Regions from separate parts of the Homo sapiens genome. Here region 1 is linked to region 2. Evidence: chromatin loops called from intact Hi-C (ENCODE). Cell type or tissue: mesothelial cell of epicardium. All regions are shown on one strand. Links, peaks and the distances in the headings refer to the core of each region. The heading gives the core; the rest is flanking DNA.

Evidence for each region. Peaks named below come from ENCODE experiments on the same cell type or tissue, not always from the same donor. Only the 100,000 strongest peaks of a DNase experiment are listed, where the experiment ranks them.
Region 1: it touches region 2 in a loop (22-fold over the local background); 1 of 110 quality-filtered maps calls a loop at or near these places.

The regions. Positions count from the first base shown.
Region 1 is chr2:141,257,868-141,271,210 of GRCh38, reverse strand. The region is part of intron 3 of LRP1B (LDL receptor related protein 1B); the gene reads left to right. Among named protein-coding and RNA genes, the nearest start is that of MIR7157, 680 kb to the right of the region's middle. In mesothelial cell of epicardium, for the core only: no CTCF peak of the experiment used is centred there; no DNase peak of the experiment used is centred there.
Region 2 is chr2:141,161,080-141,174,422 of GRCh38, reverse strand. The region is part of intron 7 of LRP1B (LDL receptor related protein 1B); the gene reads left to right. It also overlaps the pseudogene RNU6-904P. Among named protein-coding and RNA genes, the nearest start is that of MIR7157, 580 kb to the right of the region's middle. RefSeq lists a silencer at 856-1,056. In mesothelial cell of epicardium, for the core only: no CTCF peak of the experiment used is centred there; a DNase peak (open chromatin) is centred at 5,378.

The DNA of each region.
Region 1 (13,343 bases), core at 7,302-9,801, 93 kb before region 2:
CCCTGCATTATTCCGATTATATAATATGACTTCAAGTTTATCATTTCTTCCTTCTGTTAGTTAAAATGTACTATGAAACCCCTCAAATAAAATTTTCATTTTGGTTATTTTTCTTTTCAAACCAAGAATTCCTATTTAGTTCATTTTAGTAATTTCTATCTTCTCATTTGCATACTTCTGTTGATGGGGCATTCATTCCCTTTATAGCTTCATTTACTTCTTTTTAATTTTCTTTTTACTACTTTTATTGTGGTAACACACATATAATATAAAACTTGCCATTATAGCCAATTTAAATTATATAGTTCAGTGGTATTAAGTACATTTATACTGTTGTGCAACCATCTATCTTCAGAAATTTTTTATCTTCTCATACTGAAACTCTCCATTAAGTAATCCATTAAGTAATGGATTCTTGTTTCTTGTTTCCCCTACCCTCTGGCACCCACCATTCTACTTTGTCTCTATGAATTTTACTACCCTAAGTAACTCATATAAATAGAATCATACAATATGTGTTCTTCTGTGGACAGCTTATTTCATTAATGGTAATGACTTTTAGGTGTATCCATGATGCAGCATATGTCAGAATTTTCTTTTTTGTTAAGCCTGCATAATGTCCCACTTTATGCAAATGCTATATTATGTTAATTCATTCATCTGTCAGTAGACATTTGGGTGGTGAATTTGTTCCACTTTTTTATTGTGAATAACACTGCTATGGGCATGGTTGTACAAATATCTCTTTGAGACCATAGTTTGAATTCTTTTGAGTAATGCCCAGAAGTGGAATAGTGTATCATATCATAATTTTATCTTTAATTTGTTTTCCATAGTGGCTGCACCATTTTACCTCTCTACCACCAATGCAAAAGGATTCTAATTTTTCCACATCATCACCAAAACTGGTTATTTTCCATTTGTGTTTGTTTGTGTGTTTAGTTTTGTTTAATAATAGCTGTCTTAATGAGTGTGAAGTGATATTTCATTGTGGTTTTTATTTTTATTTCCTTAATGATTGGTGATACTATTTTTACATATGATTATTGGCAATTTGCGTATCTTTGGAGAAATGTGAAGTCTTCGCCCATTTTTAAACTAGGTGCTCTTTTGTTGTTGACTTGCAGGAGTTCTTTTTATGTTATAAATATTAATTCCTTATTGTGTATGATTTGCAAATATTGTCTGTCATTCTATGGGTTGCTTTTTCATTCTGATCATGTCCCACTTACACATGTTTGGAATTTTTGAGTTTAAATGTATTTTTTTCTTTTGTTGTCTATGTGCTGTTGTCATATCATTCCTTTACTTATTTAAGCATGTTTTCAAAAGTTTTTTAAATGTATTTATAATAGCTGATTTGAAGTCTTTGTCTGCTAATTTCAACATCTGGGGCTTCTGAAAGGCAGAGTCTTTTACTAACTTTTTTTCTTGTATATGGGTCGCACATTGCTATTTCTTTGTAAGTCTCATAATATTTAGTTGAAAAAAGAATTTTATGTAATGTATTTTAGCAACTCTGAAAACCTTTCCTTCCACAGTGGGGTTTATTTTTGTTTGCATATTTAATTGTTTATTATCTGGGCTTGGCTTTTTCAGTGACATCTATTTCCCCATAGTATGCAGTCCCTGATGTACCCCTTAGAGGGTATAACCTTGAGCATGTTCACAATTACCCTGTGTTGACAGTGGGCTTAACATGATTCTCTTTGACTATCTGTTTATCTGATCTTTCTATTATTAAGCTGTGTGTCTTTATTGGTATTACACTTAGCAGATAGCTTGCACGGTCAGCTGATTGTTCTATTAGTTTAAAAAAATGCTTTTTTGCATAAATTGCTCTAAAATAGTCTTATGCAATAAAATCTTTGCTACTTTTCAGGAGATTTAGAGCTTTGTTCTAAACCCACAGTGGTTCCTCTTAGCTATTTTTTTCTGTCTGGTTTTATCTGTCCTGAATTTTACCTTGCTATTTCTGTGAAGCTACCATCTTTGTGCTAACTGATCACCACCAAAATATTCATTGTTTTTGACAGTTCCTTTAGGCTTGAGCTTTCCCATGCTCTGTTACCAATAAAGTTAATATTCTTAAGGTGAGCTACCTAGCTCTGTTTGTTAAGCCCTGCATTTCCCTCAGCAAAACATCTGCATCATGGCTCTGGAGCTGGGGACTGGGACAGTGCTTCACTCTTCTTAGAGTTATACCTCTGCTTTACAAGTGTCATGCTGAGTATGAGTGGTTGACTTTGGTCTTCTTGGCTTGCCTCTTTTGGCTTGGAATCACTGCCCTATGAAGGATCTGGATGAGAGTAACTGGACCCCAGTACATTCTTGATCTGTTCCTGGGATAGAGCTTCTACCCTATGAGTGTATTTCTCCAATTTGTAATTTGATATTCCTGGGTTTTGGCTGTGTCTGTTGTTTTTTGGTTAGAATTATCTAGTTCAGTCTCTTCAGAGAGTAATTCTTCAGTATTCTGCTGCAAATGTTAAAAGAGAAAATCTAGGAGGTGTAACTTCCCATTTCAACCAATACTCCAGTTTATGTTCCCACCGCATTCCACTCCCATTTCCACTATTCTCAGGGGTGTTAAGTACCTGTAATTCCTGAGGCTTTCCATTATTTTGGTTTTGTATTGATTTCCTTCTTGGCCTTTCTCCAAGAGCCTCCATGTTGCACGATTTCATTGAGTGACATTCATATCAAAATTTATTTTAATACTGTCCCCTGGAGTTGTTAGTGCACAGTCTTTGTGGTTGGAATATAGCTGCCCTGACCATCATCTCTCTCATTATCTTCAACCTCTGGCTTAGATTTTACTGCATTAGAAATGTAAAGAGCTAAGTAGCTAAGTTAGCTAACACTAATGTACTGCTTTTTTGCTTCTAAATTTTTGTTGATATCATTTGTCTACTCTAGCTTCCTGCCTAGTCTCTTTATCCTTATGGATTTCTACCTTGTATTTTTATTAAAATTTTATTGGGATTTAGGCAAAGTGCATAAGTGAAGAATATGTTCAGTTGTTACATTTAACACACAGTTGGCATTTTTTGACCTGATGTATGCCAGGCGTGGTGTTGGAGCTTTGCATTTGTCTTTGTTCATCTCATGATGTTGAACATAGAGATACCTTCTCAAAGCTGTTATTGCCTCCTATGTCTGAGTCTAATATGGGGATTTATGTGTCCCATGAGGGGAAAAATGACTTTTCACTTTTAAAGTAGATTTAGTCACAAGTACTTCTAATTTACTAAATATGAAAAAATCAAAATTTTGCTAGCAATATGGATCCCCTTTTACAAAGGAGGTTACATTATTCATGTTGCCAAACCTCCGCTAACCCAACTGCTACTACTACCTCCATCCTATTATATTCCTCTCACAAAAGCTAGGTAACATAGAAGTTATATGTGTATAATCCTTCTTCAATTATATATGCATTTTCTTACACTCCTACCTCAAGGCACAGAGAAATTCCCTTATTGGGTATACACAGTTTCTACTGGCAATTGTATTTTTCTCAGGTCCCTCTGGTAAATTTGGTTGCATTTTTTCCTCACGCATAGTTTCTCTCTGGTAGCAACTAAATACATTGAATCAGGCAAAGATCTGATATTGGTTATTTTATTATTAATAACTCTAGTATGTCACCCTTACTGCAAAATCAAATGCAAAACTCTACTACAAGGTATGTAATATCCCAAACACCCTGGCTTTGCCAGTCCAATGCACCTTGTACTCTCACCTTTTTCTCTCCTATCTTTCTCTGTACTGGCTCATATCTCAGCATTTATGAGATGCTCTAGAAATTATAGAGTATATTTTCACTCCTTATATTTTTTAATATTCATATAAACATATCAAGATATTTGCTAGATCAGAATCTGAAGCTCAGATAGTTTAAGAAACTCACCCATAGTTATATCTGTGGTAAGAGATAGCACAAGTAGAACTATATCTTTTACTTTAGGGTCTGGAGCACACTTTGAGCTACCATTGTGTCTTAGTTTATTCTCTGATTCAAAGAAAACATGGAAATTAAAATCACTGAATTCCTTTGGTTGTGACTATAATGATAATAATACAATTGCCAACCCACAGAAGGTGTTTATAATGTGCCAAGCTAAGTACTTCTACTGAATTACTGTGTTTAAATCTCACACCATGTCTATGAAATGTCATTGTCCTCATATAATTAGTCTGAAAAGAGAACCTCACACAAACATATTTTGCTTTACGTTATCTTCTCATATCTTTTTATAGATTATGCTAAAGTAAACATTTTTCCTCATACAATATTCCCAGTAATAACTTATACCTAAAGATTATACATTTATTTTTTAGCAAATTGTGTCAATGAATAAACCAGTCATTTTATTTATAATTTGTAAAATAAATTAATCTCTCTTCAGATTTGATTATGGCCTTGTAGCTATATTTTAATTATCTGTGTAATAAAATCTACAATAAAATGTTTCTAAATAAATCAGAATCTAAAGTTGCTAAGTTGCTAAAAATGATTATATATGGAGATTCAAAATAAGCAGTTGTTTAAATCCAGTATTCACCAATGAGTTGAGGTGGTTGGGGCTCTTTCTCTGAGTGATTTCTTAACTTGCAGGCATAACACAAAATGAGAAATTCTCTTAGCATTGATGTGGTACACTCTCAGATTTTTTAAAAAAAATTGTTACTTTGGTTTTTTGTTTAATTTATACATTTCAAAGCATACCTAGTGGCATACATCAGAATTGTATTACAGAGAAATATATGAGAAAACAGCATGAAAATCATAAAAGTAAATTGAAATTTCCAGACAAGAAGAAGGGAACATGAGCATGGAGAAAATATGCATATATGCATATTCTTTTTTTTTTTTTTTTTTTTGAAACAGAGTCTCGCTCCATCACTCAGGCTGGAGTACAGTGGCGCAATCTCTGCTCACTGCAAGCTCTGCCTCCCGGGTTCACGCCATTCTTCTGTCTCAGCCTCTTGAATAGCTGGTTTTACAGGCGCCTGCCATCACCCCCGGCAAATTGTTTGTATTTTTGGTAGGGACCAGGTTTCACTGTGTTAGCCAGGATGGTCTCGATCTCCTGACCTTGTGATCTGCCTGCCTCGGCCTCCCAAAGTGCTGGGATTACAGGCGTGAGCCACCGCGCCTGGCCAGACATGCATATTCCTACTCTCCCTGACACAGAAGTTATGCATATCACTTCCACTCATGTTCTATTGGTGAGAACCTGTTCTATGGCTCTAACCCGACTAAAGGAGAGGTAGGACGTAGAGTCTCTGGCTGGATAGTCACTTCTCAGAAACAATTCTGCAGTATGCAAGGGAGAGCACAAATATTTTTTAACAGATAGCTGTATTTACCATACAAACTGAATGTGTTTCAGCAAAGAATTGGTTAATTAAATTACTCATCATTCATAAAATGGAACAATATGCAGCTATTAAAAAGGATGGGGAGATATACATGTATCGAGTACACACACACACACATCTATCTCATTACTTTTTTGTTTTGAGAATAAGGGAAAGGCTTTATTGAATGTGTACAGTTTCAGTGGAAGAAACATAGCAATTTTGAGTAGATCTAAAGGAAGAGTTCCTTAGCACATTGCATATTATTCATTACATGAAGAGTTTTTCTAAATGAAAAATGTTCAGGACGTTCAGTAGAAAGAACAAATTAAGGAATGATCTCCACAGCATAGACCTCAAGGCTCTTATGCATGCAGGGTACAGTTCTAGCGCAGAATCCTCAGGGACAGCATGAGGGCCTCCACTGGGGTGCCTTGGGCTCCTTCCAGGGCAGCAGTTGAAGGGGGTCGCGCTGCAGTCCAGGAGACAGGCTGGGGTTACTCTCCTTTCTGGTTGCTTCCTGATGGAATCCTGGGATTTCAGCATCTTCCTGGGCGGCCTGAACTGTAGAGGGTGCCCTGCAACATAGAGGGCACCCTGGGTGTGTGTCCTTCCACCTCTGCAGCCGCTGGTATCTCTAACGCTGGCTCAGGCTGCTTTGGACCCCTCCATTGGTAGCATCTGCGTCTTCTTGAGGTGACTGGAGCCTGTTTGTGGTTTCAGCCATTGACTCCTGGACATGGGAGTCTCGAGAGAGTTTGTGGCCCCTCTCATCTCCGGGAAGGGCTCGGTGCCCGATGGAGGTGCATTAGCAGGAGCAGCGGCTCAGCACAGGGAAGTTATCCAGTGCCCTGTCCTAGGCTTGCTCTAGGTTCAGGTCCAGTGATATCTGGGGCTCCGGCCCTGCCTGCCTCCAAGACAGCTCTTCCAAGGTTGATGGATGAAACTCTATAGCCTCAGCCTCCCAAGGCTTGACCAGGCACAGCCACGTAGTTAGTCTAGGAAAAAAGCAAATGGCCTCATTACTTTAAAAAACAAAACAAAACCCAAAAAACATATACAATCTTTTATAAATTCCAGGCTCCACTTGGCAGGGTGCAGTGGCTCATGCCTGTAATACCAGCTCTTCGGGAGGCCAAGGCAGGTGGATCACTTGAGGTCAGCAGTTCGACACCAGCCTGGCCAACATGGTGAAACCCCATCTCTACTAAAAATACAAAATTTATCCGGGTGTGATGGCGGGCACTTGTGGTCCCAGAAACTCAGGAGGCTGAGGCAGGAGAATTGCTTGAAGCCGGGAGACAAGGTTGCAGTGAGGGGAGATGGTTCCATTGCACTCCAGCCTGGATGACAAGAGTAAGACTCTGTCTCAATAAAATAAAATAATGAATAACTAAATACCGCCAACTCAGTCCATGGAATATTTTCTCAGACCACATGGTTGGTCCACAGCTTCCACCTTATTACAGCTAAATTATAGAAAATTTTGCTTTTTCTTTTTGAAATAGTTGTAAAATCTTATGAAATATTAACATGCAAAATGAAAATTATCAAGTGACAATGTTGTCAGTCACGTTTATTAAATAAACTTTCAATATAATTGCTTACTAGTTCTGGTGGGTTTTTGATGGTTTTAAAAACAATTTTGTATGTAGACATTTGTTGTTTCTGTTGCTTACAAACAGAAACCGTTTTACTTATTTCATTCTTTCTAATTTGTGTTCCTAAACTTTGTTAAAGCCCCTTAATGCACTGGTTACAAACTTCAATATATTACTGAATATAAATGGTAAGAGAAGTTATCCTACTTCTGTTGTGACATGTTCGTGTTTCAAGGGCAAAATCATTCATTAGGTTGAAGAAATTCCCCTCTATTACTACATTGCCAAGGGTTGTATTTTAAATAATGAATGGGTATTGTTTTTTATTAAACGCTTTTTGGGCATCTATTGAAATGATAGGGTTTTTTTCCCTTACTGTACTGATTGATAGGGTGATCTGGATTAATTGATTCTCAAATGCAAAACCAGCCTGGCATCACCATGACATATTATCCTTTTATATATTGCTGGATTTTAGTGGTTAGTAATTTTGAAGAATTTCACATCTATATTCATAAGGAATGTTGTTCTATATTTTTTCTTTAATGCATTTATATGATTTGTGGATTGGGGTAATTCCAGCCTCATAAATTAGTTGGAAAATGTTTTCTTTCTTTCTGTTTTCTAGAAGGGCTTATGCAGAATTAGTTTTATTTCTTCCTTAAACATTTGGTAGAATCTTCAGGGAAGCTACCTAGGCCTAGCATTTTTGTGTGGGAAAGTTTTTAAATCACAAATTCAATTCTTCTATATATATAGGGATATTCAGATTATATGTTTCTTCTTGAATGAGCTTTGGCAGTTTGTAACTTTGAAGAAACTTCTCTATTTCCTCTAAGTTGTCAATATGGGCCTAGAGTTGTTCATAGTTTTCTTTTATTATCCTTTAAATCTATAGGGTCTGTAGTGATATCTTCTGCTGCCTTGCTGATGTTTATAATTCATTAGATTTCTAATTTGATATTTGTAATGTGTTTCTTTTTAGTTTTCTTTGTTCTGTTTAGCAAGGTCACATGATACAAGTTCAATATATATAAATTCATCATATTTGATTGATTGCTAGCAATGGACAATAGAAAATTACAGTGAATAATACCATGTAAAATAGAATCAAAACTATGAGACAGATATAAATTGAACAACATATGTAGAAGAGCTATATGCAGGGAACTCATGAAAAATTTAAAAAATTAAAAATAAATGCATATATACCTACCATATTTTTTAATTAGAAGGCTCAGTAGTGTTAAGATGTCAATATCCCCCAATCTATAAATTTAACATAATTCCAATTAATATCCTAGTAGGATTCTTTAGGAACTGAAAAGCTATTTCTAAAATTTACATGGAAATATAAAGGACCTAGAATCTAAAGGAATCTAAAAATATAAAAGAACAAGGCATAAAAATTTATGCTACCAGATTTCAAGATTTGCTGTCATCAAAATAGCATAATTTATAGAAAGGACAGACATACAGATTAACGAAACATAAGGGTACAAAAATATACCCATGGATACTTGGTCAATTCATTTTTGACAAAGGTACAAAGATAATTCAACAGAGAAATGTTAGTAATCTCACTAAATGGTACTGGAACAATTTAACATTTGTGTACAAAATGATGAACCTTCAGTCATAGATTTTACCATTTATGGAAATTAAACAAAAATAAACTACAAATCTAAAACTTAAAATTTCTAGAAGAAGTATAGGCTAAATTGAGTCAGTAATGGATTTCTTAGAACTCCCGAAGCAGGATTTATGACAGAATATATTGAGATTTGATTTTATGAAATGTAAGATTTTTTTCTTTGAAATTGTGTTATTTGAAAAGCAGTAATAAGAGAATGCAAAGAGAAACTATAGGCTAGGAGAAACGATATACAAATCATATATCTCGTAACAAACTTGTATCCAGAATACATATACACGCTCACACATGCACGCACACACACACACACACTCCGTCTCGCTCTCTCTCTTTCAGAGCTCAATAATAAGAAAACAACCTAATAACAGTCGGCAGAAGATTGAACAGAATTTCTCTGCAGATAACATATATGACTAGCTAATAAGCACAATGAAAAAATCAATAATAATTAGAAAATGCAAATCAAAATAATTGTACAATAGCTACCACTACATATATACTCAAATGACTAAAAAATAAAATTAAATTAAAAGCTGAAAATACCAACTGCTGGGAAGAAGGTAGAGTAGCTGGAAGATTGATATATTGGTGGTAGGATTATAAAAGAATGCAGCCATTTTGAAAAATAGTTTGGTAATTTATTATAAAGTAAAACATCCACTTACCACATAACCCAGAAATCCCATATTTACCCAAATAAAATAATAACCTATATTTACACAAAATCTGTATGTAAATATTTATAGAGACTTAATGCATAGTAACTCCAAACTGGAAACAACTCAAATGTGTGTTACTTGTGAAATGAATGAACAAAGTGAGGTATGTTTATACCATGGATTATTACTCAGTAACCAAAAAGGGAGAACTACCTAATACTAACAATAATATAGATGAACTACCTAATACTAACAATAATATAGATGAATCTCAAATACATTATGCTAAGTAAAAGATGTCAGACTCAAAATACTAAATACTAGATGATTTCATTTATATGACATACTGGAAAAGACAAAACCATTGAGATAAAAACCAATCAGTGATCACCAAAATTGTCAGCAGGGCAATGGGTTGACTGTAGAGGTGCAAAGGGGGTATTTTGGGGTAATGATCCTGTTCTGTATCTTATGAATGGTATTGGTTAGACAACAATACACATTTATCAAAACTTGCAGCATTGTACGTGAGAAAGAATGAATTTTGCTGAATTTAAAATATGGACTTCATTAAAATACCAAAAATAGAAAAAAATGCAATAAAAAAGCATTGCCTCGCTGCTCTATCTTCTTGTAAGAGAACACACTGAAACTTTGAGGCCAGTAAGTAGTCTAGCACTAAGACAAGGAAATTCTGAAGAAATTCATGTAAGCAGTCATAAGCAACGGCCTGATCTCTGCAAACCAGCTCACACTGCATTTTACTAGGCCAAAGAAACAGGGGTAAGAGGATGAATGATGTGACACAAATTATCACCATTCTAAATATGTCAAGCATATGTCCTGCTGACAAGAGGAGCTGTCTGGCATGGTAAGTAGCTGTGTCAGCTTTTCAATCTTCAAGCATAAAAAACAGTGAGGTACTTGTTTTTTTAATGTGCCACATAGGGAAAGAATAATTTTTTCCTCATTACTATGGTTCTAGTTGTTGGATAAAAGGCATTTTTGCACACACCTAATTTAAGAAGCAATTTTATTACTAAAATTGAGAATGAAATATCATCCCATTTTGTAAAATGATATCGCAGATAATTTATGTATATGGAAAGGTGCTTATACCATTCTGTATTTCCAAAGAATTTCTAAAAGTTCTAATTTACTCTCCAAAACATAACCTGGAAGCATACAAATAAAATAGCTCAGCCATGTTCTCACTGTCTTGCTAAATCCAATACATGATCAATGTGAGTTATTTGACTATAGGTCACAAAGGCAGCAGCATAATGCTATTGACTATACAATGGTTGATCCGATAGCTATACACAAAAGATAGCAAACAGTGGTTGTTTGGCTTAGAGCTATTTATGTAAACAAAACTAATGAGGAAAAAAGACCTCTATTGGTAATAACTCGTAATGTTTGGAAACTGCCAACTTCTAATCACCTTTCTCTATTGTCCTGTTTTCACTCTAAGGAAGGTCAGCATGATTTATTTACATGTGTTTCCTAAATCATATACTCGCATACATTTGTGAAAAGGTGTCCTAAATCCCAATGATGTTACAAAGCAAAACAGCCCCTAAAAGCTATGCAAATTAGTATATTTCATAAAAATTATTTGTCTAAATTGTAAATTGGCCCATGGTTATGTAGCAAATTCAATGTGGATGTACATTGCTTCCGAGGGTGATATTTGTATTTTATAGATACAAAGAGATCAATGTAGAAAATCCTTATTTCTTATGATTAGTGTTTCACTATCTGTTGGAGATTTTGCTTTCAGGTGAAAAATTTGAGAGAACTTACCAAACAAACAAATGAAAAACTTCTCCAGGAGACATCAAGAGATGACAAAACTACAACCGAGTCATGTCACACCCAAAAATAAAAGCATAAAAGAGAAAACGCTTCTAATGTAAAAATAAACAGCACCAAATTGCTTATAGTGTATATACGATATGGCAGGATAACAATAGAAATTCTGTTATACTAAATGGATGATTCAGCTTAAATGATAAACTGATAAAAAATGATTATGATAATAAAAATAGTTACTATGTGTCAGCAATATTTTAAGAACTTTGTATCACTTACCTCATTTAAGACTCCCAACAAGCTTATGAGGTAGTTTCTATTATTATCCCCATTTTAGAGATGAGGCAAAGCATGTAATGAGAGCTTTAGTCATGTACCCATCATCACTCATATGTAACAAATAACCTTGATATCTCAAGGACTCAATACAACAATAATCCAATTTTTCGCTGATATCACAGTCCAGTTGGGTTATCAGTGGTTGACTTCCCAGGTGCTGTTTCAGGCTCTTTCCATTGTGGGCTTGTGCCATCCCAAAGGGTGAGAAGTCTGCTGGATTCCCTGCACCCAGATGGCTGACAAGTGTACAGAGAGGAGAAGATTGTCAGGATGCTGTAAGCATCAGGTCAAGGAGTGGCACACACCAATTACTCTCTACGTTATATTGGCTAGAAGACAAAAATACGGTTCCAATCTAACTGGAAGACAACTGGGGAATGTCATCTTTTTATTTCCCTAGAAAGAGGAAACAAGATTGATGCACACTTAAATATTCTCTGCCACACTCATATAGCCTGAAATTACTGAAACAGTTGGAGGTAAAGCACTCTTGTTGCAGAGACAAAGGCCTCAACACAATACTCTACCACCATTCAGAAAACAAGATAAGTGGTGAAAGAAATTTCAGTTTTACTCTGAATTAATTTTTATCCTTTTAGACTCCCTCTTACTATTTATTAATAATACAAAGATATCTATTTTTTGACTATTTCTAAATCAAATGGCCTAGAAGTCTTGATGTCTCAAAGCTACCCATTACTTGTAAACTGTTACCTTGAATTTGATAGAGAAGGTGTATTCATAGTTTAATAATACTCTCTTTTGCAACTTTTCCTCCTTTACAACTGTGCTAAGGGCTGTATTAGTCCATTCTCACATTGCAATAAAGAACTACCTGAGACTGGGTAATTTATAAAGAAAAAGGTTGAATTGGCTCACAGTTCTGCAGGCTGTACAGGAAGAATGGCTGAGGGGGCCTCAGGAAACTTACAATCGTGGTGGAAGCCAAAAAGAAAGGAGGCACGTCTTACATGGCCAGAGCAGGAGGAAGAGAGAGTGAAGGGGCAAGTTCTACACACTTTCAAACAATCAGATCTCATGAGAACTCACTTATTATCATGAGAACAGCAAGAGAAAAACCTGCCCCCAAGTCCAATCACCTCCCTCCAGGTTTCTACCCCAACATTGGGGATTACAATTCAACATGAGATTTGGGTGGGAACACAGAGCCAAATCATATCAAGGTCATAAAAAGATACCTTAAAAACAGAACAAAGTGGATCTGTGTCAGGGGAATCTTCACGAATTGGATTAGATTTGATTTGTGAAATGATATCTTCTCTCTTTTTATTTATTTATTTATTTTTGAGGCGGAGTCTCAACTGTTGCCAGGTTGGAGTGCAGTGGCACTATCCTCTGCCTCCTGGGTTCAAGCGATTCTCCTGCCTCAACCTCCCGAGTAGCTGGGACTACAGGCACACACCACCACGCCCAGCTAACTTTTTTGTGTTTTTAGTAGAGATGGGGATTCACCATGTTGGGCAGAATGGTCTCCATCTCTTGACCTTGTGATCCACCTGCCTTGGCCTCCCAAAGTGCTAGGATTATAAGTGTGAGCCACCACTTCCAGCGACAGCTTCTCTCTTCTAATCAAAAGGATAGTTTTATTTTATAATGGTGAGGAATATGGATCAGACACCGTGTTTACATGTCTGTGTTCTCACTTGCATATTTGCTTCCCTGAGATACAAGTGGTCTTCCTACTTCAGTCTAAGTTCCAAACCAATGATAATGTTACATAAGCCAATGGCTATGCTTGACGAAAGTCACTGGGTGAAGACTAATGATTCAAGTACAAAATTTTTTGTTGTACTCAAATAAGTTTTCTAACAAAATTAATCTGATATGCTTTTAACTATATTTATAGTCATTATAGCATTGCATGCAACTAAGCATAAATGCTAAGCA
Region 2 (13,343 bases), core at 3,921-6,420:
CCAGGCCCCTCCCCTGACATGTAGGGATTGCAATTCCATGTGAGATTTGGGTGGAGACACAGAGCCAAACCATATCACAAGTAAATTATATGCTGTCCAAAGAGTGGAATAATAGGCAACTCTACCTTGGGGCAATTTCTGCAAATAATTTTTAGAACATAAGCCCTCTCTTCTCTGGATGGACTAGAAACACCATGAGGAAGTTCATTTTCAAATGATTATTCTTTTGTTTATGCTTCATAAGATCTTACTACCACCTCATTCCGTAGAATATCTTGTTTTCCAGATTTGGAGTCTTGGACTTTAAATACACATTAGCTTATCATTTATCTTTTTTTTTCTTTTGGAGCATACTCTGAATAAATGTAGTGCTTGCATAATATAAATCTGAGAGTGGAGGACAGAGAAGAGAAAGAAAAGTATTCTATCTCTAGATAGAATGCTATCTAAAATAAAAAGAAGGAGAAGTCAGTTGAAATAGTGTAAACATAGTATAATATAGTATATTTTAGAATACTTTGGACACTAACATGAATCTCATCTTTAACTGGCTTAAGAGGTAAGTAAATTTGTCTCACATAGCAGGAAGAACAGAGAAGAGCAAACTTAATTGCAGTCAAGATTGATTGAGTTGGTGCTTCAGTGACATCATCAGAGAGCCACATTTTTTTTCTGTTTTTCTGTTCTATCCTCAGCTACATCCTAATTATCTTACCCAACCTTATGACCCTTTTAATTCATGGTCATAAGATTCCTACCCACACCAAGTGAAGACAATTGTTTCCTTATTGACATGCAGGAGGAACAAGTGAGAAACTTAGCCCCACAATATAGACTATTAATCTATATCACTTAAGTCTGAAAGAGCTAAATAAGTTTGCTTTGTCATCCCTAGAGCACTGATAGTTGCTGAGGGAATGCCATGTGTAGCATGGGTTGGATTAATCAGAGTTCATCCCACAATCTGGAGGTGGGTTCCATTTCTCCTGAGTCATGTATGCTTTTGTTGTGGAGGGAAATAATGGCTATCTGAACATAGTCAAGTTTATGTTAGGAAAAATAGTTGGAAAAAGCAAAACTGAGATGGTTTATGTGAGGATGGAAGAGAAATGTATGGAATTAATGTCATGAAAATGTTTGCTGTGGGATGTGCACTGCTTGAGAACAAAATTACATTCTTCCTAATGGATATTTTGAGGTTTTTTATCAAAGCCCTGCAAATGCTAGATAAGAATGGTAATGGCAGTGATGATGATGATGACAAAGATGGCAGTGACAACTACATCAGTATCAGTGAAGGTGATGCTTACCTCAACAAAGCAGTAATTGAAGCTATGGATATAAAGTGTGTGGGTTTTTTTTTTTTTAATTTTAAAGCATACTACATTTAAAGAGAAATCTGTAATTTATTCCAGAGGGAATAATACTTTAGGAATCATTAGTCACATCCCAATAAATAAGACATAGGCTTGGATAATTGGAAATAAGGGAAATTTTAGTTAGAAAATAGAACTACTGGATGAAAGTTCTGCCTTCTTTAGATCCTCTTACTTTTTGGATCTGTGTATATTTCTGTTATTCAAAGGTAACTACTCACAGAGGATAAGGAGCATAATAGATAAATTCCAGGTTGCTTAGTAGAGAAAATCTATTTTAAGTCATTCCTGGTTTTATAATGTCTATTTTTCCACAGACTTATATATATATCAGATTCTATTTATCAGCCAATTGAATATTGCATGATTTAAAGAAAGATTTTGTGTATTTTACTACAATTAATTACATTAAGATAAAAATAGTGAATAAGCTGTTGATAGTGAATATCAACAGCTCATAAAACTTGTTCGGTAATCTATGGGATTGAAGGCTAAAGTATGATTGTGATTAAAAGCAAATTCTCTTTTTTCCCAAATGAAATAAGAATATTCATTTTAGTCAGTAAGATTATGAGTAAATATAAAGGATCACGGTTCCTTGCCTCAGATACCTGTAATTAATAGCATTTTTCATAACGTAACTGAGCTGCAGCATTTTCTGGAAAGTGGTCTTATTAAAGGTTTAAAATGGGAAGAACATTGCATTATGTCTTTGTCATAAGGATTATTCTGACGGTTCATGTTGTAGAAGTACACACAGGCCAGCTGAGACCATGTTATAATGCAATACTACATGGAGCATCCTGGCCTGCCTCCTGCCCTGGATGAACTGATGGTGAATACTTCCCATGAAGTGCATGGGAAGCTCATCTGTGCTTTGTGAACTATTTCATGATAAAAGTTATTTCATTGAGCATCTTCTCATATGTGATATCAAGTAACCTAGAACAGCTTTTCACGCTACCATCATTTATCTAAACACGAAGTGTTTTGTGTTTGGAGTAGTAGAGTCAATGAAATAGTTTTGCATTACCTATCTTTTTTCTTTTCACTTTGTGCTGCATCAGAATGTGAATTTATAGTTCTGATGGGGTCCATTTTCTTTAAGAGACAGCCAGAGAGAAAGGAGGAGAATAATCTGAAGAGCAATGTTACTGACTGTTTACTTTAGACCAATCATTATCCAGAGAATTTCTTCCACATTGATCCACGCAATCTTCACAGTGTTTCTTGTGAGGTATGGAGTAGTATCATTCCCTTTTAAAGATGAGGCTTGGAGAGGTGCAATTACCTACCCATGGTAAAAAAGCTAGTAAATGTTTCAGTCAGGATTCAGACTCAAGCCATGTCACTCCACAGCCTACACTCTTACGCTGCTACACCACAGCCACGATGAGTCGGCTTGAAGCTGGGAGGTTTTCTGATGAGATGTTTGGAAGTTTTGCAGTATTCCAGCATTCATCCAGAAGACTGTGTATCAGCCTGTGGTAAATGGCACTTGACAATATGCAAAGTGAGAATTTTATAACTTAACATGAGACAGCTCTAAGTTTGTATCAGCTCCATGAAGATGAATAGAAATGACACATAGAATTTGGTGCTGAAAAATTTAAAGGAACTAAATATATGACATTTTGGGACAGGGAAAACTACAGAGAAAGTAAAAACTTAGCAGTTACCAGGGACTGGGGTGGGGAAGAGGGAAGGGATGAATAGGTGGAGTACTGAGAATTTTTAGGGCACTGAAACTATTCTCTGTGATACTGCAATGATGTGTACATGTCCTATGCATTTATCAAAACCCACAGAACTATACAACACAAAGAGTGAAGCAATGTAATCTATGGACTTTAGTTAACAATAATGCATCAACATTGGTTCAGTAATTGTAACAAGTGTTAACACACCAAGGCAAGATTTTAATGATAGGAGAAACTGCCAGTGAGGAAGACAGGAGGTATATGGGAATTCCCTATATCATCTACTCAATTTCCCATAAACATAAAACTGCCATAAAAAATAAAGCCTACTAGTTTTATTTATTTATTTTTTAAGGAAGGGAAAAAAGAAACTGAGGGAGCACACGACTATAATTGTGGATCAATCAGGAAACAGATGACTAATTTCAGAATAAAACTATCTTTTCTGCTTTATAGTGACATCCAGAAATTCCACATTCTCACTCAGTTACAATCCAATTTCACAAATACATTTATTCTGCTCTCTGTGTAATCACTGAGCTATGAATTCTAGGTGAGCCTGTTTCTTTCTTGCCTCAGCCACTCCCTAAATAGAAAATGCAACACCTTTAGAAAGTAATCTTAACTCTTTAAGGCCACAGGGATATAATTCAAGGGTGTTTGAGTGGTTTCCCTGAATGCATACCTTAAAAGGATAGAAGAAAGAAGTCTCCCCATGCATTTCTTACCATTGTTGTAATGAAGGGTTTCTATTTTCCCATGCCTAGTCAGCCCTTGTTAATAAACTGGCATTTGAGAGGCATACTGACTCTCAATTTTTAATACAAAACAGCTTCTAATGGCTAAGTAAAAGGAAGTGGGTAAATATTGCCATTTCTTTCGGAGTGAAAAGTGGATTTATTTGCCTGCACTTTTTCTCACTACTGAAGTCACAGTGTAAGAAGGAAATAGTTTTAGAAAGTACCAGTATCCCCATAACCATGCTTTCTCCACAGAGCTAAAGTTCCGTGTGAGACCTTGCTAGCAACAAGACCAGAATGAGAGAAATCAAACAACGAGGGGATTATTAGAGAAAGTAGAGCCATGAGAGCCACGTTTTAGCCAAAAGTAAGGACTAGCTGACTCTCTCGCACAATACAAAATGCTTCTTCAGTTTTCATTTCTAGGACTGGTGGCTTGGTTGCCCCAAAAAGGACAGGTGTCTATTAAAAAGTGACTTATGTGAGTTTGTTATCATATCTATCATTTCCTGTCACTTCAGGATCATTGGGTTAACTTAGTCCTCATGCCTTTTTATAAGAACATAGGAGATTTTCAAAAGCACAATTATGGAAGAGAAGATTTAACCCCACACCATGAGATTACATTGCTGTATACAATGTGGCAGCTATGAGAGGATGTGGGCATATTTACAAACTGTATATTGGTACTTTATAATTAAGAATTTGCATAATTGGTAACAAAATCCTCATGAATAAGCTATCAATAACATCATGAGCAAAAGTAGCAGATTTTAATTCTATTCTTTTTTTTTTTTTTTTTTTTTGGTTAAGGTGTGGGAGGTGCACTGGAGAGAGCCATATCTTTTGCTTTGTATACCCGTTCTCATATCTTGTCTCCATTTCCATGTTTAAATCTTACTGACATTGGGCTGGTTGCTTCCAGTTGTCCATTTTGATACATTAAGTGATGAAGTCTCAAACTTTTGTTTTAACAAAGGACAGATTTTCTTCCCTACTACACGGGAACTTTAATTCTGTCGCTATTGCCCTCATAATTTCTGTATCTCATGTCACTGTATCGTGCAGTGCAGGATCCATGACAGACAGTGTAATTCTCCTCACTTCAATTACCTGTACCTGTCATGGAAAACATTCTGATATAAGTCATTGGTGGAATTTTGGGACACCTCTAGTAATTTTACATTAGGGGGATAACACAAAATTCCAAAACTTGTTGCTAATTGGAAGAAGTTTTTTCTTATTCCTTACATACGTCCCATCTCTTCTTTATTTATTTATTTATTTATTTATTTATTTATTTATTTATTTATTTATTTTTGAGACAGAGTCTTGCTTTGTCACCCAGGCTGGAATGCAATGGTATGATCTCGGCTCACTGCAACCTTCACCTCCCAGGTTCCAGTGATTGTCCTACCTCAGCCTCCCAAGTAGCTGGGACTATAGGGGCCCACCACTATACCCAGCTAATTTTTGTATTTTTTGTAGAGACAGGGTTTCACCATGTCGGTTGGGCTGGTCTCAAACTCCTGACCTCAGGTGATTCACCCACATTGGCCTCCCAAAATGCTGGGATTATAGGCCTGAGCCACCGCGCCTGGCCAGTCCCATCTCTTCTAACCAACTTTGCTCTTAGGAATAAATGTTTATGACAAAAAAAACACCCTTGAGTACCACATTTGTCCTTATTGCTTGCATTTACTCCATCTGCTGTGTTATTTTGTAAGCTCTTTGCTTGTATTATTGATCTAATCTTCACAAAAGCCTATGAGATAGGTATTTATTGTACCCATTTTACAGAACAGGAGACTGAAGTGGGGAAGAGTAAAGTACTTGCTACATGTCACACATTTCACCAAGTAAATGAGGTCAGGGTTTGAACCCAGAAAACCTCTCTCTAGGGTTCCTGATTAGAATTGTAGATTTCTGGACAGGAGCAATTTAATTAAAATAAAAATATACAAATGTAAGTTGCTATTTTGGAGCAAAACATCCTTGAAATTATTATTACTGTTGTTGTAATTATTTTTCTTTCATGGTCTTTTCTTTTTTGACAGACTGAATTGCAAAATTTTCTCTCTAAGTTTGTGGTTCAGGATTTTAAATTTCGGTAGTGATTGAGTGTGATTATTTAATAGTTTACTGTCTTGCACAGTGCAAGTAGTGACTGAGTGTGATTATTTAATAGTTTACTGTCTTGCACAGTGCACTTCACTGCTCTAAGTAACAGACTCATTTTCTCCCAAAACCTAGTTATAATAGACACCACTGCTTCACTTTCAGGCAGATGGAGAACAGTCCTGTTTAATGCACGTCATTTACAATAGATACAGGCTGTCAGAAAACTTCTGGTAAAATAGGATGCTGAATCAGACATTTATTTTTAATGGCAATTGCTGAAACATAGACTAGCCCACCCAGATGAAAATATGCCATATCACTTGACTTTATGGATAAAATGTGCTGAAGTAGTCTTTGTCATTTTCCATTTGAGATTTCTGTTTTAGTTTTCTTAATATACCCTGATTCCCATCGCTTCTGTTTTAGCAACTTGTTTGTTGTCTGAAAACTATTATACTATACTTTCCATTTTAATAGATACATCTTCATTTTTATTTCTATTATTTGTCAAGAATCATCTAGCACAGAGTAGTTGTATCAAAGTTATAGGCATGTACTCCAAAGCCAGCAGACCTAGATTTGAATCCCAGCATAGCCACTTATTGACTATATTGTAAATATATATTAATCACTGAAAACCAAGTTTTCTCACTTCATAATAGTTCTATCAATGGTCACTGTAAAAAGTCAAATGAATTAAAGCTTCTGAAATGATTATGATTTTAAGTACTATTAATTTTACTTCTCGAATATGAGACATCAAATAAACTATGATGAAAATCCCTGACATAAATAGATTTTTAAAAAGTAAAGATGAATTAACACCTAGATGATTATATTGTATATATTATAATCACCTGTAAATCACTTTTATGATATATATATCACCTATATGATTATACATTGGTCATATATAGATAGTACCTGTTAGGTTAGTTGATGACTATCTTATATTGATTAATAAGTACTTTAATACCACGCCTGGAAAGAAGAAATGAAGAACTTTTGTTATTATTTATTATGTGCAATTAATGAATATCTTCTCAATTCCTCTTTGGGTTAATCTATATAGACACGATTATTGGAAAATATAATGGGAACTATATTTGTATAAAATTAAAAATGTTAATTGCCACTTCAGCCACATATATACTAAAACTGGAATGATACAAAGAAGATTCTTCTGTCTCCTGCATAAAGATGATATTTGTGAGGCATCCCATACATTAAATATTTTTATTAAAATTGCATTTTATGTGTGTTTGAGCGTGAAATGATAAAACAAGTGTAGTAAAGAGTGGTAAAATGATATCAAATGAGGATTTTGATTGAGAGGTTTATGGGAGCTTTTTGTATTATATAACTTATATTTAAGACTGTAATAAAAGTTTAAAAGTTAATCAACTGTTAGAAAATAAAAAAATAAAAAATAAGTAACAACCAGTTTCCTAAGTAAACGTGTTTCAACTAGATTTCAGTGTGTACCTACAGAATTAGTGTTTCTGAAGTATAGAGGTTCCATGTTCTATGAATATATTATGTTATAATTGAATTTGCTAATACTCTGCACTGTTAGAAAAAATGTATTTCAGAAAAACAAAACATTTTTCTAAAATTGTTTTCCAGTTATTAAATCAAAAGAGTTTAATTGAGACATCTTATACAAATTATTAAAAGAATGCTATTTATCCTTTACTCTGTTGCAACCAGTAAATATTTTCATAGATGAAGACAACTGCACATACAAATTATGACAATGCTCTGTGAATATAAACAATATGTTATCGTCAAGAATGATAGAGTGGGGAGGGGGAAGTGGGGATGGTTAATGGGTATAAAAATATAGTTTAATAGAATGCATAGGATCTAGTATTTGATAGCACACCAGGGTGATTACAGTCAACAATGACTTATTGTATATTTTAAAATAACTAAGAGTATAAATGGAATGTTTGTAACATAAAGAAATGATAAATGCTTGAAGTGATGGATACCCCATTTACTCTGATATGATTGTTATGCATTATATGCCTATATCAAAATATCTCAAGTACCCCATTAAATATATACACCTATTATGCTCCTGTAAATATTAAAATGTAAAAAAAAAAAAAAAAAGAATGAGAGAGAAGATGTTAGTCAGAAAAAGCCTCACTGAGAAGAGGACATTTAAGATGTTATCTAAAGGAAAAGACAATAAAACGATGGGAAGGAAAGTGAGAACGTAGAGAGCAGAAGCATGGAGAGGGAGCAAGTCTGTCACCTTAAGGAAAGAGAGGGCATATCTGAGAAGCTGGAAGAACATTGGTATGGTTGGGTTAAACAGAGGAGTTTTTCAGGTAGATTTACAGTTTCGAAAGATAGAAAGGGGTGTTATGGTAAAACATAGCGTATGTGGGGTAAGGAAGCAAAAGTAGGAATGGAAATGGGGAGATTAGTGGGGAGCCTCTTTCAATAGTGTAGGATGGGTAGAGGTTGCTTGCACTAGGGTATTACCTGTGTAAATGGAAGGGACATCATTATAAGGAGCTTGTGAACATAAAAGGTATAGAAGAGATTTACTTTATTGGAAATAGCTATGGCTTAAGACTTGAACTGGAAACATTCTAATAGCTACAATAGCGCATTTCACATTTAAGAAAATATTGCAACCTTGTTATAGCTAGCATTGAGTTAACCAGGATTTCCAACTAAAATAATTGTATATTTTTCATTGAGTATGAATTTAATCATACATATTCATACACTAAAAATTACACAGAACTTTTAATTGCTTGTTTTCCTCTTTGCTATTGTTATTCCAATTTCCTTAATGGTTCAATTATACTTTAACTGATTAGTAACACAATTTCATATTATATGGTTGAGAATGATGATAAGGATGAGGATGATGATGCATTCCCTAAATGAGCAGAATAATAAGTGAATAATTCACTTGTAAATTATTGATATCATGAGCTTTTAAGAGACAAATATAAATCTAATAAATGATGTAAAATTATTAGCTAATTTAGCTTGCAATCCTGATATGCCATGGGGATTGGTAACCTTATTGTATTTGTAATACATATGGTTATTTAATGATTGCTATTAATATTTCACCTCTAAAGAGTTTACAGATATATCCAATAAATAAATAAACAAAAATAAGACAGTTGGTAAACTAGAAGTGCAACCTAGTATATTGGGAAGGGCCTGGACTGTGTCAAAAAATTTGGCTTTCAGTTCTGTGGTTGAGTAACTTTGGTTAATTCTTGGCTGATGATTTCTGAAGTTTCTTTCAACTCCCCGATTTTGTGATTATTTTTGAAACATACTGGCAACTAGAGCTCTCTGGCTACTTTTAATCTAGGTGTTTATGTTCATTTCACAGTCTCTCTGCCTAATGACATTTGTTTTAAACGAGAGCTATCTATCAATGAAGATATTTCATTGCCTATTACTGTTTTTAGGCTTTATTGAGAAGCTGGATTCTTAAGATGGAAAAGTCAAAGGCAGTTTGGCAAGCTAGAGAGAGGAATAAGATGATTAAAAACCTGGCCATTAAGACAGTTGGTGAAACATAAATTAAAAAATAAGGGTTAGTAACTTTAGTAGTTAGGTAGGAAAACATAGAAGAAATTTTCAATCAGCAGAGGAATTCTGGACCAGCTGCTACTATATTTCTGATTGCCTTACCCCTTCTTAGAATGACTCTGTATCTTCTAAATTTTAGAGTTTATTTTCTGTCCAATGGAACTATGGGGGATTTAAAACTGCTTCCCCACATTTGGATTTCAGCAGGATCTGTTTGTTACTATCACAGATAGAAATATCACCCCAAAACAGACATCATCATAAAGACTACAGAGAAAAAGAATGGAATTTGTGTTAGAGTACTTTGGGTTGAATCTAATTTGATACCCTGCTAGTTGTTTTATGAAACTGTAAGAAAAATCACTTCTCTAACATTCAAAAGCAGCATTTGTAAAATGTAAGCAATTTTATCTATTCATTTATTCTCCTTATGAAGTCATGAGAATTATAGACAGTAACATATGAAATTGCTTTGTTATTTAAGGAATGTTATGCATATGTTTGCTAGTTTTTTATTCATCAGTTTAGGCTATTTAGTGTGACCATTGATGGACATTGATGAAAATTGGGGAATTCCTTTACCAATGTTAGTCAACTTTTTATTACCGTAGAGTCAAATAATGATTAAGTTGTATCCCTATACCTGACACTAATTAAGAAAAAAAAATTCCACAGAACGCTTAGTTCTTACGGCTCTTCAATAGATTATTTATTATGGGATCATTAATTTCTTTGAAAGATTTTGACTTGCTTCTCTCTAACTTTCATTTCCACCTCTGCTTCTTTGTAGAGCAATAATTATCTTACCCATATTTAAATTCTCTGTCATCCAATTTATGTAACAACCAGAATTGAATTCAATATTTTATTAATACAATGTAAGTTAATGCTTTTCAAAGTCTTATTTTGTTTATTAGGTCTAATGTAATTTACCCACAGAAATAGTAATATAATGTCAAATTTTGAAGGTCTTAAAGAATATATCCAAATATTTAACATTAAATAGGTCCGAGGTATAGTTTACCCATGCAGGATATAAATTTTGGATTGATACCTGTATTAGTTCATTTTCATGCTGCAGATAAAAATATACCTGAGACTGGGTGATTTATAAAGAAAAAGAGGCTTAGTGGACTCACAGTTCACATGGCTGGGGAGGCCTCACAACTATGGCAGAAGGCACATCTTACATGGCAGCAGACGAGAGAATGCGAGCCAAATAAAAGGGGAAACCCTTTATAAAATCAGATCTCATGAGATATATTCACTACCATAAGAACAGTATGGGAGAACCACCCCCATGATTCAGTATCTCCCACCAAGTCCCTCCCACAACACATGGGAATTATGGGAGCTACAATTCAAGATGAGATTTGGGTGAGGACACAGCCAAACCCTATCAGTACCAGACCAAGATTGTAATCCTGACTTTTTCCGGGCATCTTCCTTATGCAATCCAGTGTAAATTCCCAAATTATCATATGTCTAAATGATCATCAGTCAGTAGAATCATCTTGTACTGTAAAATGACGTTATTGCCATTAACTCAAATTATATCTTATAGTGTAAACCCTTTATTTAGTTCTTGGAAATATATGCAATTGTTTGACAGAAAAAAAGTTTATAAATATATACCCCAAGCATATTTGTTGTGAATGAGCTGTTTCCTTTGTTTTAAATTAGGTAGTTTCCAAAAGAAGAGCTTGAGAAAACTACTTGTGTTTAGGTAGTCTATTTGTGTGGTAATACCAGAAAGCAGGAATGAGGGATGAAGAGGAGCAAAGGAAGAAGGAAAAGTAGTATTACTGAGGCAACTGTACTAAACTTAGGCTTGATTCTCCCTGGAACTTTCTGAGCATAAAGGATGCTTGTCACAGTGATGTATCTGTGGATTGACGATGACAAACCTCTTTCCTCCATTGGTTGAGAAGTGCCTTGATAGATTAATGTCTTGGCTTCTTCTGCATGTCTGATGAACAAGATTTAGTTTGCTCAAAGTGAGATACTATAAGCATCTGGAAAATCAAAACCCATATTTAACTGTCCACCACAGATTCTACATGAATTAAGTGCCAAGAGGATGCATGGAGGGATATTATATACATTGTTAATATATTTTGTGAACTTCACTGATAAACTATCTATGAAAGCACTGTTTACAAAACATCTAGATGCCAATATTATTGTTTTTATTCCTATATTTTCAATTTCCAATTTGGAAAGCCAGAATATAATTAAACTGAAGTCTCTTTAGTTATTTTGTGTTTATATCAAACACTGGGAAAACTTGGAGATTTTATCCTATTTGCAAGCTAACTTCCTTGCCTGCCAGAGTTTCCTAGATCTTGGAAGAAGATATGATACACTTGGGTCAAAGATAGAGTACTTTATGACTCATAGTACCGCAGGCAGTATGAGATGCAGGCTCACATTGGTTCCCTTGTTTTCAGACATCATTGAAAAGATAAACAGCAGCACCAGGTTGTTTGCATTCTGGAGGAAGACTCCAGGGACTGTTCTAAAAGACAAAAGATCGTGAATACTCCTTTCGTCCCCATACCTTCCAGGGTAATGTTACCCCTCCTTCAAATTCTGGATTTTTGCTTTCGTTCCACCTCCACAAAATCTGGGGTAGCTATAACTTTATTCCTGCTCTGCAATGACACATCCAGACCTTTTGTCTGAAAGAGTCAGATATAAGAGAGACAAAAGCATATTTATAAAATATTTCATAAACATTTTAAGTTGTAATCCTCTCATCCTCATTCTGGACCAGTGGCAACCTGGGGATTAGACTGGCCTGAGGTTACTGTTATAAGGGAGAGACATAATATGCCTAGGAACAGAAAGGAATCTTGAAATTTCAAAGTAAGTCTATATAATTCCATATAATCTTCACACCCCTTTCATCTGAGATTTCATCCTATTTTTAAGCCAAGTTGTCAGGGTTTTGTAGTCTGTTAGGACAGAGACAAATGGCTTCTTTCATCGAAGCATACAGCTCCCAGCAAGAACTTATCATATATGCAAATCACTTCCCCCTGCTCTCATATCCCAAGGGACAACGTAGGGGTAGACACAGGTGGGTGCTGTGCATATAGTGAGCTTGTGTCATAGCTGAGCATCCTGAGTTTAAGAATCACCCATCTCCTAATGCCACAGTTAGCAACAAGCACAACTTTGCCCTAAAGGGAAGCATTATCTTTATTATTCTGGTTGGACAATAAATCTGCCTTCTGCTCTGAAGGGAGAAATTATCTCTATCTTCCCAAGCTATTTGCTATACAACAATCCTTGAAAAGATAGTACAAAACGCAAGTTGCCAATGCCTTTGCTTTACAAAGGTGTGGAAGTGTGAGACCCAATAGAGAATTGTCTCACAATATTTCATTTATTTTGGTGATAGAATTCTAGTCTTTTCGTCAAAAATGACTTCATTATTTCTGATATTATCTATCCCTTCCTGTCAGCTCTTTTAAAATAATGTAGCCTCAGATTAACCTACAAATAAAGTATTAATTGTGCAAGAAATTGAAGATGGATATTTGACAAATTTACTTTTTGCTCATCGTTTTTTGTTTGTGTGTCATGTCTTCCCAGAAAGACTGTTCACTGCTGTAGTAACTAGGAAAATGAGCCTTCTGTATACTATGAGCAGTACTGAAAGGATCCCATGTTTGTTTCATGAGGTATATGTAAAAACGGTTAACAGTTAAATTGGAAAATAAAAGTAATGGAGAAAACTTTTTAAAAAATTTTGCACTAATTTTCTTCTATTTTAGATGATGGATAGAAGAAAGAAAATCTCCTATTTTATTGTACTTAATCCG